Regions from separate parts of the Homo sapiens genome. Here region 2 is linked to region 1. A link is a loop called in an ENCODE intact Hi-C map of the cell type or tissue named here. Cell type or tissue: heart right ventricle. All regions are shown on one strand.

What was found. Peaks named below come from ENCODE experiments on the same cell type or tissue, not always from the same donor. Only the 100,000 strongest peaks of a DNase experiment are listed, where the experiment ranks them.
Region 2: a loop joins it to region 1, with 2.7 times the contacts of the local background. A loop is called at or near these places in 13 of 110 quality-filtered maps.

What each region holds. Positions count from the first base shown.
Region 1 is chr20:17,906,386-17,914,385 of GRCh38, reverse strand. No RefSeq gene overlaps it. Among named protein-coding and RNA genes, the nearest start is that of SNORD17, 53 kb to the left of the region's middle. RefSeq lists a silencer at 7,165-7,326. In heart right ventricle, no CTCF peak of the experiment used is centred here; a DNase peak (open chromatin) is centred at 3,403; H3K27ac peaks cover 1,759 bases.
Region 2 is chr20:17,520,941-17,528,940 of GRCh38, reverse strand. BFSP1 (beaded filament structural protein 1) reads left to right here. Exons shown (of 8, transcript NM_001195.5): 2 at 4,033-4,093. Among named protein-coding and RNA genes, the nearest start is that of BFSP1, 6.4 kb to the left of the region's middle. In heart right ventricle, no CTCF peak of the experiment used is centred here; no DNase peak of the experiment used is centred here; H3K27ac peaks cover 486 bases.

The DNA of each region.
Region 1 (8,000 bases):
AATGTCCTCAAAGTTCATTCATGATATAGCATGTGTCAGAATGTCTTTCCTTTTTCCTTTTTCTTTTCTTTTCTTTTTTTTTTTGAGATGGGGTCTTGTCTGTCACCTAGGCTGGAGTGTGGTGGCACAATCTCGGCTCACTGCAACCTCCGCCTCCCAGGTTCAAGTGATTCTCCTGTCTCAGCCTCCTGAGTAGCTGGGATTAAAGGCATGCACCACCACACCTGGCTAATTTTTGTATTTTTAGTAGAGACAGGGTTTTACCATGTTGGCCAGGCTGGTCTTGAACTCCTGACCTCAGGTGATCCGCCTGCCTCAGCCTTGCAAAATGCCGGGATAACAGGCATGAGCCACCACACCCAACTGTTCTTCCTTTTTAAGGCTGAATAATATTCCACTGTGTATTCTATATTTTGTTTATTCGTCCATCGACAGACAATTGAGTTGCTTCCAGCTCTTGGCTATTGTGAATAGTGCTGCTGTGAACCAGGGTGTATGAATGTCTCTTAAAAGTTCTGATTTCAATTCTTTTGAGTATAAACCCAGAAGTGAACTTGGTGGATCATATGGTAATTCTATTTTAATTTTTTGAGGAACCACAATACTGTTTTCCACAGTTTACATTCCCACTAACAGTATGCCTAGCTTTTTATATTTCTCCAGGAAGCCTGCTTTGCCACTGCCACCAATGACTTTGTCATACTTTCTCTTCCTCTAAACTCCCCTCCACTCTTCTACTCTTACTGTCAGTTTCACCCGCAGATGCTGCCTTATTTTACTGAGAAGAAGACCGTCAAATCCAAAAAGAAGCCATCAAATCCAAACACACTCCTTCTCCCGATTTCAGACCACATTCATTGTCAGCATCTTCTCCTTCTCGTCTGTTACGACCGACGAAATGCGTCTGCTCCCTGTCAGGGCAAACCCCTTTGCCTGTGCTCTGACTCCACCTCTCTTGCCAACTCAAAACTTCATTACTTCATTCATCTTTCTAATTTCCTTCCCCGTCCAAATTTCCTTCCAATTTCTATCACCCATCTACTGGATCCTTTTTGTCAGCATTTAAGTAGGCTGAGTGTTGTCCACCTTTAACAGAGATTCACCCTTAAGAGTTCATATCATCTCTGTGATATTCTTGCCAAGAATGTTTAACCTGAATCCAATCATGACAAAAAAATCAGGACAATCCAGAATGTGGGACATGCTACGTGACAACCAGCCCAAACTCTCCAATGTCAGTGGCATGAAAGACAGAAAAATACAGGGGACTGTTTCTGATTAAAGGAGACTACAGAGATGTGGCAACCAAATGGAATGCATGACTCTTGATCGGATGCTGGACCAGAGAAAAAGCTACAAAGGACATTTTTAAACATTTGGGGAAATGTGAATATGGTCTCTTTATTAGATAACTTTGATGCTAAATTTCTTTGAGTGGGATATATCATGAGGTCATGTGGGAGAATGAGCTCGTTCTTAGGAAAAGCATGCTGATATACAGGGGGGTCTGCAACTTTATTTCCAGTGATTTACCCCAAAGTGAATACATGCGGGTATGTGCATGGGAATTAAATGTGACAAAGGGTTGACAAATGATTAAAGTGAAGGGTACAGAAGTGTTCATTGTTCTATCCTTTCAACTTTTCTGTAGGTTTTTCATTTTTAGGAATTAGCCATATTGGTATGGGTCTATTTCTAGACTTTTTATTTTCTCCCATTGATCTGTACATCTCTCCTTTTGCCAATACCACATAAGTCAAGATGACTATAGCTTTGTAATAAGTATTAAAATCTGGTAATATAATTCTTCCAATTTAAAAAAAATAAAAATAAAAATAAAAAGTTGAGCAGAAAAAGAACCTTTCTTTTATTTTTCCTTTTTTTTTTTTGTTTTAAGACGGAGTCTTGTTCTGTCACCCGGGCTGGAGTGCAGTGGCACGATCTCAGCTTACTGCAAGCTCCGCCTCCCAGGTTCAAGCAATTTTGTATTTTTAGTAGAGACAGGGTTTCACCACGTTGGCCAGGATGGTCTCAAACTCCTGACCTCAGGTGATCTGCTCCCCTCGGCCTTCCAAAGTGTTAGGATTACAGGTGTGAGCCACTGCGCCTGGCTAAGAATTTTTCTTTGAGCTATATCTGCCTATAGCTACATCCAATTTATCCGCTGGTCTTCTCAGTTAAACTTCTGAAGTCATTGACACTCAGTGCTCCCACTGCCTCACCTCCCATCCACCAGTGGTTTCTGCCCTCACCGCTGCCTTGAAATTGCTCTTATCAGGGCCCAGACAATCTCCATGCTGGCAATTCCAATGGTGGTGTTCCACATAGGTGGCTGCTTCCTCATCCTTGAAACAGTCTTGTCTCTTAGCCTCTGGGATAACTTATCTCTTGGATTTCCTTCTACCTCACTGATCTCTTTCACTCTTCTTTGCTTGTTCCCTTTTCTCCACCCAACCTGTAAATTTTGGGCTCCTTGGAGCTCAGGCTCTTCCTTCTTTAAATTCTCCTTTGCTGTTGTCATCAATTTTTATCAATTTTAAAAAAACTGAGTTTGTTCCAGTAATACCCAAATATGTACCTCTAGGTTGGATCTTTCCCACACTTGACTACTTGACAACTCTCTTCTTGACACCACTCCTTGGATATTTCACAGACATCTCAAGTTTAACTTTTAATCATTTTTTCATTAACTGAGCCTATATTGATTGAGCACCTGCTGTGTACTAAGTAACTGTTCTAAACACTGGGGACATAGGGAGACAAAACAGTACGACTGTACCATGAGAGCACATTCTAGCTGGAAGAGAAGGATGATAAGCAAATAAGTAAGAATTCATTTGTGGTCAGTGCTATGAAGAGAATAAAATAGGAAATATGTTAGATACATTGGATGGACTGTATATTTTGGATGATCGGAGAAGGTCTCTCTGAGCCTGATGTAGATGAACCCCAAAATTGGGGCTTAGCCTGGGAGGGTTATTGGCTTTGCTCAAGAAAGAATTCAAGAGTGAGTTGACAGTGAAAGAAAGCAAGTTTATTAGAGCAATAGTGTATAGCAAAATGGTGGCTCCGCAGACAGGGCAGAGCTGTCCCATAGACAGAGTAGCCCAGAGTAGCCCAGAGGAGCAGTGTACAGCAAACTGGCTGCTCCACAGAGCAGTCCTGAGCAACAGTGGCAGTGTGAGGCAGCAGTAGCAATGTGGAGGAGGAATCAGAGCAGGAGCTACCGCTTGGATTGCTGGAGTTCTATTTATACCCACTGTTAATTATATGCGAATGAAGGGGTGAGTCATTCAGAATTTTCTAGAAAAAGGGTGGAGAGTTCCTGGAACCATATAAGGTAACTTCTGGGTCATTGCCACGGTACATTGCCATGGTATTTGTAAACTGTCACGGCACCGGTGGGAGTCTATTTAGTAATGAAAAATGAGGGCAGCCAGAGGTCACTTTGGTGGCCATGTACTGGTTTCAGCTGGCTTCTTTACTGCATCCTGTTTTTGTGTGTGTGAGTGTGTGTGTGTATGACGGAGTCTCTCTCTGTCACTCAGGCTGGAGTGCAGTGGCACGATCTTGGCTCACTGCAACCTCCGCCTCCCGGGTTCAAGCAATTCTCCAGCCTCAGCCTCCTGAGTAGCTGGGATTACAGGCACGCGTAATGCACCCGGCTAATTTTTGTAGTTTTAGTAGAGACGGGGTTTCACTATGTTGGCCAGGCTGGTCTCGAACTCCTGACCTCAAGCGATCCGCCCGCCTTGGCCTCCCAAAGTGCTGGGATTGCAGATGAGAGCCACCATGCCCGGCCCTGCATCCTAGTTTTGATCAGCAGGGGCCTTACAGGTGCTCAGAAAATAAGTCCTGCTGATTTTCTACCTCAAAGAGACCAAGATGAGACCAAGATGAGAAGACAGGGCCAGAATAAGCAGGTTTAGAGAGGAGGGCTCTAGGCTGAGGAGAAGACTAGTTTCGACACCCTGAGGGAGGAATTGCTTGGCTCCAGAACTGAGATGTGTCCAGATCTAGTTTTTAATGTGTCCCCAGGACAAGAGCTTTGATCTCTTCTTTCTCTGGTTTGTATCTTTGAATTTCAGGCCATGTAAGACCTGCTCATCAACTCTGTCTGAAAAACCTTTGGTTGACCTGAATTTCTATTCTGGAATCTTCTTCAAATTAGCAGCAGCTTTTTCTCTGAGCTAGAAAGCACTTTGATTCTTTTATTGGCAACAAGTCAGGAATTTTAGAACAAGATGCAGGCATTTGTCAGCGTGTTACAGTCCTTCTTTTCCACATGCAAAGTGCAAATAATAATCCTGACATCTGCTTGAAGGGGAAAGGTTTCCATTGTCCAGTGAGTCTTGGGTCCCACCCCTAGCCCATCCTCTACCCTCCACAGCTGCCTTTGTTTTTCTGGAGGCTGGAGGAGACTGGGGAGACAGAGGTCTTGGGACTGACAGCTGACACAGGCTGTAAGCGTCCCTCTAAGCAAAGTAGAAAGGGCGACGACCTGACCCTGTTCTGTAACCTTCTCTGTAGAAAGTGCAGTGATGCTGACAAAGATGATGATAAAATCTCCTGCACCTCCCTCAGGGCTGAATCCCACTAGGCCTTGCTAATGAGGCACGATCCATCTTTTCCTAAATAGGGGGAAACCACTCCTTAAATGAATTACAATCACTCTTAGAACCTAGGGTTTTTTGTTTGTTTGTTTGTTTCTGAATGGGCAATATATTCATATCTTTCTAAAATTTAAAAAATAAAGATGAAAAAATTTCTAAAAACGTCTTCCCAAGTCCCTGTTCACAACTTCTTGGTTTTCATTCACCTCTATCCCCTGCCCTTCAAATGTGTAACCACTATTATCAGTTTCTTGTGTATCCTTGTGTGCGGCCCACTTGGAACTGAAGACTGCCATACATTCTGTCTTTGGGGCAGCTTCCACTTCCAGGAGAGGGACCAAGAATAAACCTACCACAAATCTTCTATTCAGGGGAGTTTCATGGCCATGAGGAAGACACAGAGACTATTTGCACCTGCATAAATAAACCTCATCACAAACTTCTAAAATACCCTGTTTCTTCTCCTAAAAACCCATTTGTAAATCTATTTGTTCTTCCCATGGTAGCCCTCCTATTCTCCTTCTAAGGCATATAAGCCCCCAGTTCTAACCACTCCGTCATTGAGCACTTCTATGTGTCTGTGCATTCCCCGGGTAATTAAACTCTTTTTTCTTGCTAATCTGTCTTTTTTTCAGTTTAATTTGCAATCCCCCAGTATTGAACCCAAGAGTAAAGTTTTTTTTTAAATTATTTATTTATTTATTTATTTATTTTGAGACAGAGTCTCGCTCTGTCACCCAGGCTGGAGTGCAGTGGCGTGATCTTGGCTCACTGCAAGCTCCACCTCCTGGGTTCACTCCCCAACACCTGCAAAGACTTTATGGGGGAGGTGTATTTTAAATACAAAAATTAGCCAGGTGTGGTGGTGCGTGCCTGTAGTCCCAGCTGCTTGGGAGGCTGAAGCACGAAAATCACTTAAACCTGGGAGGCAGAGATTGCAGTGAGCCAAGATTGTGTCGCTGTACTCCAGCCTGGGTGACAGAGCAAATATATTCTTTTACACCCTACCCCATACACCTTTTTTAAAATTTTGAGAGAAGATATTGCTCTGTCGCCTGTGCTGGAACGCAGTGGCACAATGACAGCTCACTGCAGCCTCAGCCTCCTGGGCTCAAGCGACCTTCACACCTTGGCCTCCTGAGTAGCGGGGACTGCAGGCACACACCACCACACCCGACTTATTTTTGCATTTTTCGTAGAGATGGAATTTCACCATGTTGGCCAGGCTGGTCTCAAACTCCTGAGCTCAAGCAATCCTCCTGCCTCAGCCTCCCAAAGTGCTGGGAGGTGTAAGCCTCCCACACCCAGCTTCCATACACATACCTTTAAAAAAAAACCCCACAAATGATTTTGTACTGTAGGCTGAGTGCAGTGGCTCACACCTGTAATCCCAGCACTTTGGGAGGCCAAGGTGGGAGGATGACTTGAGGTCAGGAGTTTGAGACCAGCCTGGCCAACATGGCAAAACCCTGTCTCTACTAAAAATACAAAAATTAGCCGGGTGTGGTGGTGCATGCCTGTAGTCCCAGCTGCCTGGGAGGCTAAGGCACGAAAATCTCTTAAACCTGGGAGGCGGAGATTGCAGTGAGCCAAGATTGTGTCGCTGTACTCCAGCCTGGGTGACAGAGCAAGACTCTGTCTCAAAAAAAAAAGGAAAAAGATTTTGTACTATATAACTGTTATGTGTCTTGCTTTTCTTTTCACTTGATAATATAACTCGGAAGACTTTCGATGTCTGTATATAGAGAGAATCCTGTTTTTTGTGCCTGAATAGTATCCATTGCATGCATGTGGCTATAATTTTTAAAATAGATATTAAATTATGAATAAAGTACAATAAATATGCAATCCCCTCCAAAATTCCTGTTGAAATGAAATCCCCAATGTACCAGTATTAAGAGGTATAGCCTTTGGGAGGTGATTAAGTCATGAGAGCTCTGCTCTTATGACTGGGATTAGCAGCCTTATGAAAGGGCTGGAGGTTGAAGGGAGCAGTCTCTTGTCCTTCCACTTTCTACCATGTGAGCACACAGCGGCAAGGTGCCATCTTGGAAGCAGAGAGCATCCCTCACCAGGCAGCAATGATGGATCTTGGACTTTCCAGTCAACAGAGCTGTAATAAATACAATAAGTTTCAAGGCTGGGCCTGGTGGCTCATGCCTGTAACCCCAGCACTTTGGGAGGCCAAGGCAGGCAGATCACCTGAGCTCAGCAGCTTGAGACCAACCTGGGCAACATGGTGAAACCCTCTCTACCAAAAACACAAAAAATCAGCTGGATGTGGTGGTGTTCGCCTGTGGTCCCAGCTACTCGGGAGGCTGAGGTGGGAGGATAGCCTGAGCCTGGAAGATGAAGGTAGCAGTGAGACCCTGTCTATAAATAAATAAATAAATTTCAAAATACCCAGTTTAAGGTATTTTCTTATAGCAACACAAATGGACTAAGATGAATATACATACTTAATACATATTAAGGCTGGGCATGGTGGCTGACGCCTGTAATCCCAGCACTTTGGGATGCTGAGGCTGATCACCTGAGGTTGGGAGTTCGAGACCAGCCTGGCCAACATGGTGAAGCCCCGTCTGTACTAAAAACACAAAAATTAGCTGGGCATAGTGGTGCACGTCTGTAATCCCAGCTACTTGGGAGGCTGAGACACGAGAATTGCTTGAACCTGGGAGGCGGAGGTCACAGTGGGCCAAGATTGCGCCACTGCACTTCAACTTGGGCGACAGAACAAGACTCTGTCTCAAAAAAAAAAAAAAAATACGGCCATGTGAGGTGGCTCATGCCTGTAATTTCAGCACTTTGGGAGGCCGAGGTGGGTGGATCACCTGAGGTGAGGAGTTCAAGACCAGCCTGGCCAACATGGCGAAACCCTGTCTCTATTAAAAATACAAAAAGTAGCTGGGTGTTGTGATGGGCACCTGTAATCCCAACTACTCGAGAGGCTGAGGCAGGAGAATCACTTGAATCTAGGAGGCAGAGGTTGCAGTGAGCCAAGATCATGCCATTGCACTTCAGCCTGGGCAACAAGAGTGAAACCCCATCTCAACAAAACAAAACAAAACAAAACATATTAGTATTTATCTAATGGCCTTCTTGAGGGGCATTTGGGTCTGTTTTGATCAAACAGCATCACAATGAGGCAACAAATAACCAAGTACATACATGGTTTCATCCGTGTGCAAGTTTATCGTAGCATAAATACCTCCTGTTGTATTTGTACCTCCAGTGTGCATTTGTAGTTTTGATAGTTTTTGCCAAACCAGCTCCTATGGAAGTCAAACCAAAGTACATTCCCACCAGCAATACAGGCAGATAGGAGAGACCGATTTGGTGGGGCAAGCCAGCGGCATCCCTAGGAATTTGGGGTGGGGAATTCAC
Region 2 (8,000 bases), 390 kb after region 1:
CACTGGTCATTCCAGCCAGATTTGGGAACCCTTGGCATAGGGTAGTCAGAGGATTTCTGTAAACCTGCTCTATGTTTGAGTTCCAGTTTCTCAATCTGAATCTTGGGCAGGTTATTCATTGTTGTGTTCTGAACACATTTATCAAATCACATTTATTGATTCGATTCCTGTCAGCTCTTTTGTCTTGGGGTTTAATCTGTAGAAACAGACTTGGAGCTGGTAGAAGGGACCTGAAAATCCACTTGTTACAGAACTTCATGGGGAAACTGAGCCTGGGAGAGGGCCTGTGGGTGGCAGAACTTGAACCTGGGTTTTCTCACCCTGGGCCTATGCTCTTTCGGGAACACTGTATCTTGAGATAATCCGTTCTTGGACTCCTGCAGCCTAAGGCCCAGAAATAGGACCTCATTCAGATGAAGCTCATGTTCTCCAAAGCAAAGGGGGAAAGTGCCCTGTGGCTCAGACATCCGGGGCAGCTTGATGGACCATCAAGATTCCCTGGATGGCCTTTGTGTTGGCATTAGACCATAGTCTACTGTACTTTGGCTGGTAAGCATGACATCCATGAGTCCTAGTTGAAGGAAAGGCCATGTTGGGTTTTCCTGGTCTTTACTGATTGCACTTGGTTCTGAGTTATATGCCCATCATGAAGCAGTTCCATCAGGCTCTGTGATTTATTTAAAATTCATATTAATTTATTCCCTCCCTTTGCCCCCTTGGAGAAGTTTTGACATTTGGATTGTGGTAGTGGGAACTGAAAATCATTATAGAAATGCTCATCCACATCCATAGGCACACACACATACACATACATGCCAGGCTGGAGTTTACATTCCAGAGGTGAGTTGATGGCTACCTAAAGCCAGGGGAAAATAATGCAGCAATGGGTTAGTATGTGCAGGCTTGGTTCCATGCCAGTGCTAGGCATAGTCTCTACCTGGCAGTTGAATAATTTCAAAATCAGGTCTTTAACAGGTCAAAGACTAAACAAAACACTGAATAAAACAAGAATGAAATAAAAACAAAACTATCAAAATACAACAACAGAGTCAATTATTCAAATTGTTGAAAACTAAAAATAATTTATGTAAAACAGTTAATTGAAGCCAGTTTTTTCACTTTATGAATATACTTATATGAATATACACATCATGAATTCTTTGTAGTGAAATCACTCTCTCTCTCTCTCTTATTTTATTTTATTATTTTTTTTGATACAGAGTCTCGCTCTGTCACCCAGCCTGGAGTGCAGTGGCGTGATCTCGGCTCACTGCAAGCTCTGCCTCCTGGGTTCACGCTATTCTCCTGCCTCAGCCTCCTAAGTAGCTGGGACTACAGGCGCCCACTACCACACCCTGCTAATTTTTTTGTATTTTTAGTAGAGACAGGGTTTCACCGTGTTAGCCAGGATGGTCTCGATCTCCTGACCTCGTGATCTGCCCGCCTCGGCCTCCTAAAGTGCTGGGATTACAGGCGTGAGCCACCGCGCCCGGAAATCACTTCTCTTTAATATAATATCTAGACTTGTCTTTACAGCATGAAAATTACTCACAATATCAGGTTAATGTGTTGATCCTCAAACATGTTCTTAAGCTATGGAAACTCTTAGATATTTCCAGCAGGAAAGAGCAATAAGAAAATTAGATTTTATTAAGTTTTATTCTCAAAGCTAATTATACATTTAAAAACTAATTTCTGGCTCTGTTATTGCAACACACAAAATAAACTACTAAATGTAACATCCTGATGTGAAATGTAAAACTTATGCAGAGATGTTTAGTTTCCTAGATAGAACTCAGCTTCGCAGATGGTTTTAGATCTGGGAATGCGTGCACATTGCACATATTCATAATTGTTCTTCCTTCAGTTCATGACTTTTCCTTCTGAGAACATGGTGGTGTGGTTTTCTAGCACCTTTCATGGTTGCAGAATACTTGACTTGAACCCATGGCATGGGCATGCAAGGGCACAGAAAACTATGCTTTGTGGATTGGGCTCAGTGTTAATTAGGATTGCTTTCAACTATAAAGGACAGAAACTCCAAACTGACATTGACCCACTTCAGACCAATTAGGATGGCAACTATAAAAAACAAAACAAAACAAAAAACAACAGAAAATAAGTGTTTGTTAGGATGTGGAGAAATTATGGACTGTTGATGGGACTGTAAAATGGTACAGCCATTGTGGAAAACAGTATGGCAGTTCCTCAAAAAATTAAAAAATAGAGTTACCATATGATGCAACATTTCCATTTCTGTGCATATACCCAAAAGAATTGAAAGAGGGTTTTGAATAGCTACTTGCATATACGTGTTCATAACAGCACTGTTCACAATAGCTAAAATGTAGAAGCAACCCAAGTGTCCACTGACAAAGGAATACGTAAACAAAATGTGGTCGATACATAGAATATTATACACCCTTAAAAAGGAAGGTAATTCTGACATATGCTACAATATGGTTGAAACTTGAAGACATTATGCTAAGTGAAACAAGCCAGTCACAGAAAGAAAAATATTGTATGATTCCACTTACATAAGGTAGTTGGGCGTGTCAAATTCATAGAGACAGAAAGTACAATGGTGGTTGTCAGGGCTGGGGATGGGGAGAATGGGGAGTTAGTATTTAATGGGTACGGAGTTTCTGCTTTGCAAGATGAGGAGTTACAGAGATGGATGTTGGTGGTGATTTCACAACATTATGAATATATTTACTATCACAAACTATATACTTAAAATGGTTAAGTTGGTAAATTTTATGTTATGCATATTTTACCAGCCCCCCCCCCCCCCCCCCCGCCATACAGAAAAAAACAGAAAAAGTGATACTGGCTTACCCAAAATGTCATTGGCTTATCCAAAATGTTTCTCACTTGTGTAAGGTCTGGTTAAGCAGTTTAGTATGATACTGTACAGTATTTGGGACACAGAAGGTTCTGTGTGGCCTTCAGGAAGGCAGCATTCATGTTTCTGGCTGCAGGATGGAGGGAGGGATGGAAAATGAGAAGCAAAGGGCACACATACACCATTACTTAACTAAAGGTATCTGGAAGCTGCCATGCAGACTTATGCTTCCATCCCATTGGTCAGGACTTAGTCACATGGCCACACCTGGCTGCAAGGAATGCTGGAAAATGTAGTCTCCCTTCTAGGCAGTCCTGTGCTTGCCAAGCATCAAGGGCTCTAACTCCTGAAGACAGCAAGAATGGGCATTTGGGGGTCACCTTATAGGGAACAAGGGGAGGGGTCATTTAGGAAGGAATCTTCTCTCTTTAGGGTTAAAATTCCCCCAGAGGGACGTGCCTCAGTTGTCCCAGCCGAGCAGAAAAGGAGCTGGGGTACTTATGCTCCAATTTGCCTCATTCAGAGTTTGTGGGCTGCTCCCAGAGGCCCTGACTCCCTGGCACGTCCAGCCTGCCCCACCCATTTGCCCAGAGGAGGCCATCGCTGTGTGGGGAGTGATGCTGCTGGGAGGAGGGAAAAGTGTGCGGAGCATCTGCCTGAGTTTCCTCATCTTTAATGCAGCACTAACAATAACTGCTTTCTTCTGGGGTGATGTAAGGATTAAATGACATAATCCAGAAAAACTGACAAATTACATGTGTCAGCAAATAAAATACTATAGGAAATCCAAGTACGGTCAGGTTAATGGTGGTGTAGATTGTGCAGGGCAGTCTCCCATCTCTGCCACTGCTGCACTTGGGTTATAGATAGGCTAGGATATAATTCCCTCATCCTTGGGGTGGCTGGGAATAAGGCTGTAGGGGCTGGGGTTGGTGCCTTCGGGCTGGGAGACTCCTATTCCGCTAACTGCCCCTGGTTACCCCACGCGGTGTGCAAATGGTACCACTTTCTGATTGGGAGGCAGTCAGCTAGGAAATGCAGCATTCGTTAGCTACTACTTTAAAATTAAGACCCTCTCCTTAAAGGAGAGGGCATCGTACCCAGGTTGAATTTAATGCTGATTATGTGATCCATACATGTGAAAGCATGGTAGTTACCCAACTCTCACTTATGTGTCCAATTTGCAGGTATGAAAATGAGTGCGAATGTCAACTCCTGCTAAAAGAAATGCTTGAACGGCTTAACAAGGTGAGCGGAACACATCCTTGGGTTTACGTAGCTTAATTACAGTGTTGAATGGAATGGTGGAAGTGCAGGTTTTACAGGCTTCCTCTTTGTGTTACTTTGGCGGTCACTACTTCTTTTGCAGTCACTCTGTCTCTTGACTTGTTAATTTCAATTGAGTCTTTATGAGTGAACTCACACACCCATACACACACCCCTCTCTCACGAGAGAAACACAGACTATGAAGCTTGTTGGTTATGCTAGGCTAGCAAAACCTGCCGGCGTTACAGTGACAAGCTGCTGTTTTACTTGTCAGACATACTGATGCCCAACACCAAATTTAGGAAGGACCTTGCTTTGGGCAGTGGTTATTTGGACACAGTGATACCTCTGTCCTATTGGCTAAGAGTTTTGAGATTGCGGCTCCACAGAAGTCTCAAGATAACAGAGGAAGAAATTTCTATTTCCTCTAGAGTTCCCTCTTATAGCGTGACCAATAGCCCCAGGGGAGATGCCAGGGGTTCTTAGCCACTTGACTTTCCTGCAGGGTTATGTGGAGTTGCTCTTTACAGAACAGTGGTGATTTCCTTCTTGGGATTCTTCATCATGATTCTAACTAACTGATTGGATTTTCTGCTTTTGCTGGGAGAATCCCACCACCAAAAAGCAGAATGATTCTGGACCACCAGGGTTGTACAGAACCAGGGATGGCACATAGCTTTAAGCATGGCCCTTTTCTGATCGTTTTTGAGCTCCAATGTCAGAGCAGAACGACCCATGGAGACTATTTAGTGGAAAGGCTGCTTGATTAGGGCACATGGGCTGCCCTTCCCCGCCCCTTCCATGCCTACAACTCATCAAAATTGCTGACAAAACCGCAGACTCTTCCCTGCCATGCCCAGGTATGCTTTAGGCTTCTTTGCCACATGGAACTCCAAGCAGCCTCTTTGGACAGTCAGGGTTAGCGCCGGATGTTTGCCATCCCTTCACTTTGTCCAGCCTTTGCTGTCTAGGATTACTCTGCTGGTTGAGGGGAAAATCAGAACTAGAATCTAGGGGAAACCCAATTTTGCTTTGTCTATGTTACCTGCCCCTCTGCGCGTGAGCACGTATGATATGTTCAAACCAGGACAGTGTGCAAAAGAGGGTGCAGTTTGTAATAACACAGGTCAGTCAATGCAGGCTGGGACTCTCAGGACAGCTAGTAGGACACTTGGGCACCCTAGATAGAAACACAGAGATGGCAGTGAGAATGCACTTCAGGAAGGCCCTGAGGACACACGCTCAATAGTTGGCTTGGAAAACGATGGCCTCGAGCCTGTTGGACATCTGAGCTGGGAGTTGGGCCTTATTAGTGTCTGACATCACTCTGCTATTCTGCTGACACCTGTAGCTCATCCCCATTCTTCTGTTTTGTGCAACCTCAGACTGCCAGAACATGGCCTTCAGACACGGGGACCCAGCACCCTTCACAGCACCCCTCAGGCCCTCCGAGGCCCTCTCCCCAACACTTCCACATGTTGCTTTGTGAGCATCTGTCCTCACTTGTCACTCACGCAGTGCCATCCTGGGTACTCTTCAAATAAAGGGGAGAAAGAATGGGGTTCCTCTTTTACCCTTGATGGAAAATGACAGTGAATTTAAAAAACAAGCTTAAACTTTCTGTTGTTTTTCTCTTTTTACAAAAGCAATCCATATTCTCAGTAGAAAAAATAAGGCAACATAGATAACGAAAAATAAGGAAAAGGCATCGCATAATACACCTTCATGTATATTGTGACATAGAGTGTGGACATTTGAAGTATCAGCCCTGTAAGAATATTATGAAGGTTCTGGGGAAAGATGCTACCAAGAATGTGGGTGAGACCAGCACAGGCAATTAGCATGACTGGCCCCTGGGTCCAAGTAAGACAGTACTGCCCGCAGGTGAGCTGCAGAGCCCCAGCGAGGAGTGTAGCCTGTGACTAGGAACCTCCTGCTACAGCTGAGCATCTGTGAGACTGTGGGCCAATTGCCTTGTCCCTCTGAGCCTCGGTTTTTTCATCTGTGAAATGGAATCACAATACTCCCCACCCACCATAGGAGTGAAAGTGCCTAGTGAGAACTAAATGATGTAATAATGTATATGACTTGCCCATCACCTGGTGGTGCTGAATCCCTGATCACTGTTATTACTACAGAGCACTTGATGTGACAGACACCAGCTTGGTTTTCTCCACAGTGTGGGTGCAGAACCCTGTTGAAATGGGAGGTGACTTTAGAAAGTGCATGGAGGAGTGATATTTAATAGTTGTGAATTTTTTATGATTACCTGTTATTTACAGCGGATGACATAAAATATTCCTTTCCAAATAAACCTACGTAAGAATGAGTACCTTTAAAGACAAATACAGAGTGAATAAGATGCAGGTGGTCCTTGGATAATAGTAGAAATCATAAACACAGCAGGCAGATGCAGGACGCTGGGGAGGGCCTTGTGCAAGCCTGTGGGAGCCTCAGAACAGCCCGTGGTTATTGGGGGGGCAGGTTTTATTCTCAGAAATGACCTATTCCAAATCCTTCTCTGGGCCAGTGAGGAAACTCACCCTTGATGAGGTTAAATGACTTCAGAGCCTCGCAGCTCAGCCGTGGTAAGTGTAGACAGGAGTTGGGGTCTTTTGTATTTGTGGTTCATTCTCTACCTCCAAAGAATAGTCAGGGAACCGGTATTACTCAGAGGCCAGACACGAAGCCAGAGAGTTCTCGGCTATAGGTGGCCCCATGGACCTTGATGTTGGTGTCCTGTCCACACACCTTGGGCCATGCCAGTGGTCACTCAGACACGCTGAACACCCTGATCACTGCCTGCATCTCGGGCTCTGGGAACATGCATGGCCCACATCAGTATAGTCCAGAAGCGCTGGGTGTTAACACCCCAGGAACAACCCTCAGTTGCTGTGGACTGGGATAGGTGGATAAGTTCCCCACCCCTCATAGTGATGGTTCAGAGCCACATTCCACATGGTCCCTCAGAGGGACCCCAGCCGTACTGAGCTGTCTACAATGGCAACCTGCTCGTCACATTCCTTCATTGGTTTTGTTTCCTTCTCTGGCTCACTAGCCTCCCTTACCTGTGCTTCCTGGGATCACCTCCCAGATAAGCCACAGGTACCCAGTCTTTGCCTTGGGGTCCACTTCTGGAGAACCCAAATAGTCCCTCAAGGGCAGGGCCAGGTGAACACTGGACCTTTTTGTTCTCTGCTGAGATCATCAGATGACATGAAAGAGGCTAAAATTCACATCGCATCAGCTGGTCGTGTGAGTGATTTTGGCCTGCAGGTTTTGGGTATTTTCTTACATCAGATCAACGAGGTTTTAGCTCAGTCTCAGTGGCCATTTCCTTTGGTCTGACTTGTGGAAGGGATTCATCCCTGGGTGTGGCCGTGGGACATCACTGATCCAGTCTTTGCATCCTACTTGGAGGATATTGCAGTGTATGTGAAAGGACTGATGGCCCCTGCCTTCACAAAACCACCATGCATTTCTTCATGCTGCCCGTGTAATCAAGCCTACGGAAAGAGCTCCTGTAGTTTTATCAGCCAGATAAATTATAGTAGGCCACTCTTTGCTGTGCACTTAGAAGTGAAGTAAACTCCTCAACACGTTACCTACAACCTATGGCCAAAGTTATTCAACTTCTCAGCCTTTTGATGTAGTAGGAATTCCAGGTGACTTTAAAATATTTGGGTTTGCTAACTTCTAGATCTCATGGTCACCAAATATATACGTATGAAGTTACTGGTCTGCTATGATGCCTGATTTGCTTATCTTGAGGAAACTGTAAGCAGCAGACTTTAAAATCTCCCTCTCCTTTTCTCTTTAAAATTCCCAGAATTTTAAAATGATGTGGTTTCTAGTCAAATGCTTTCACTTAAAAACAATTTTAAAAAT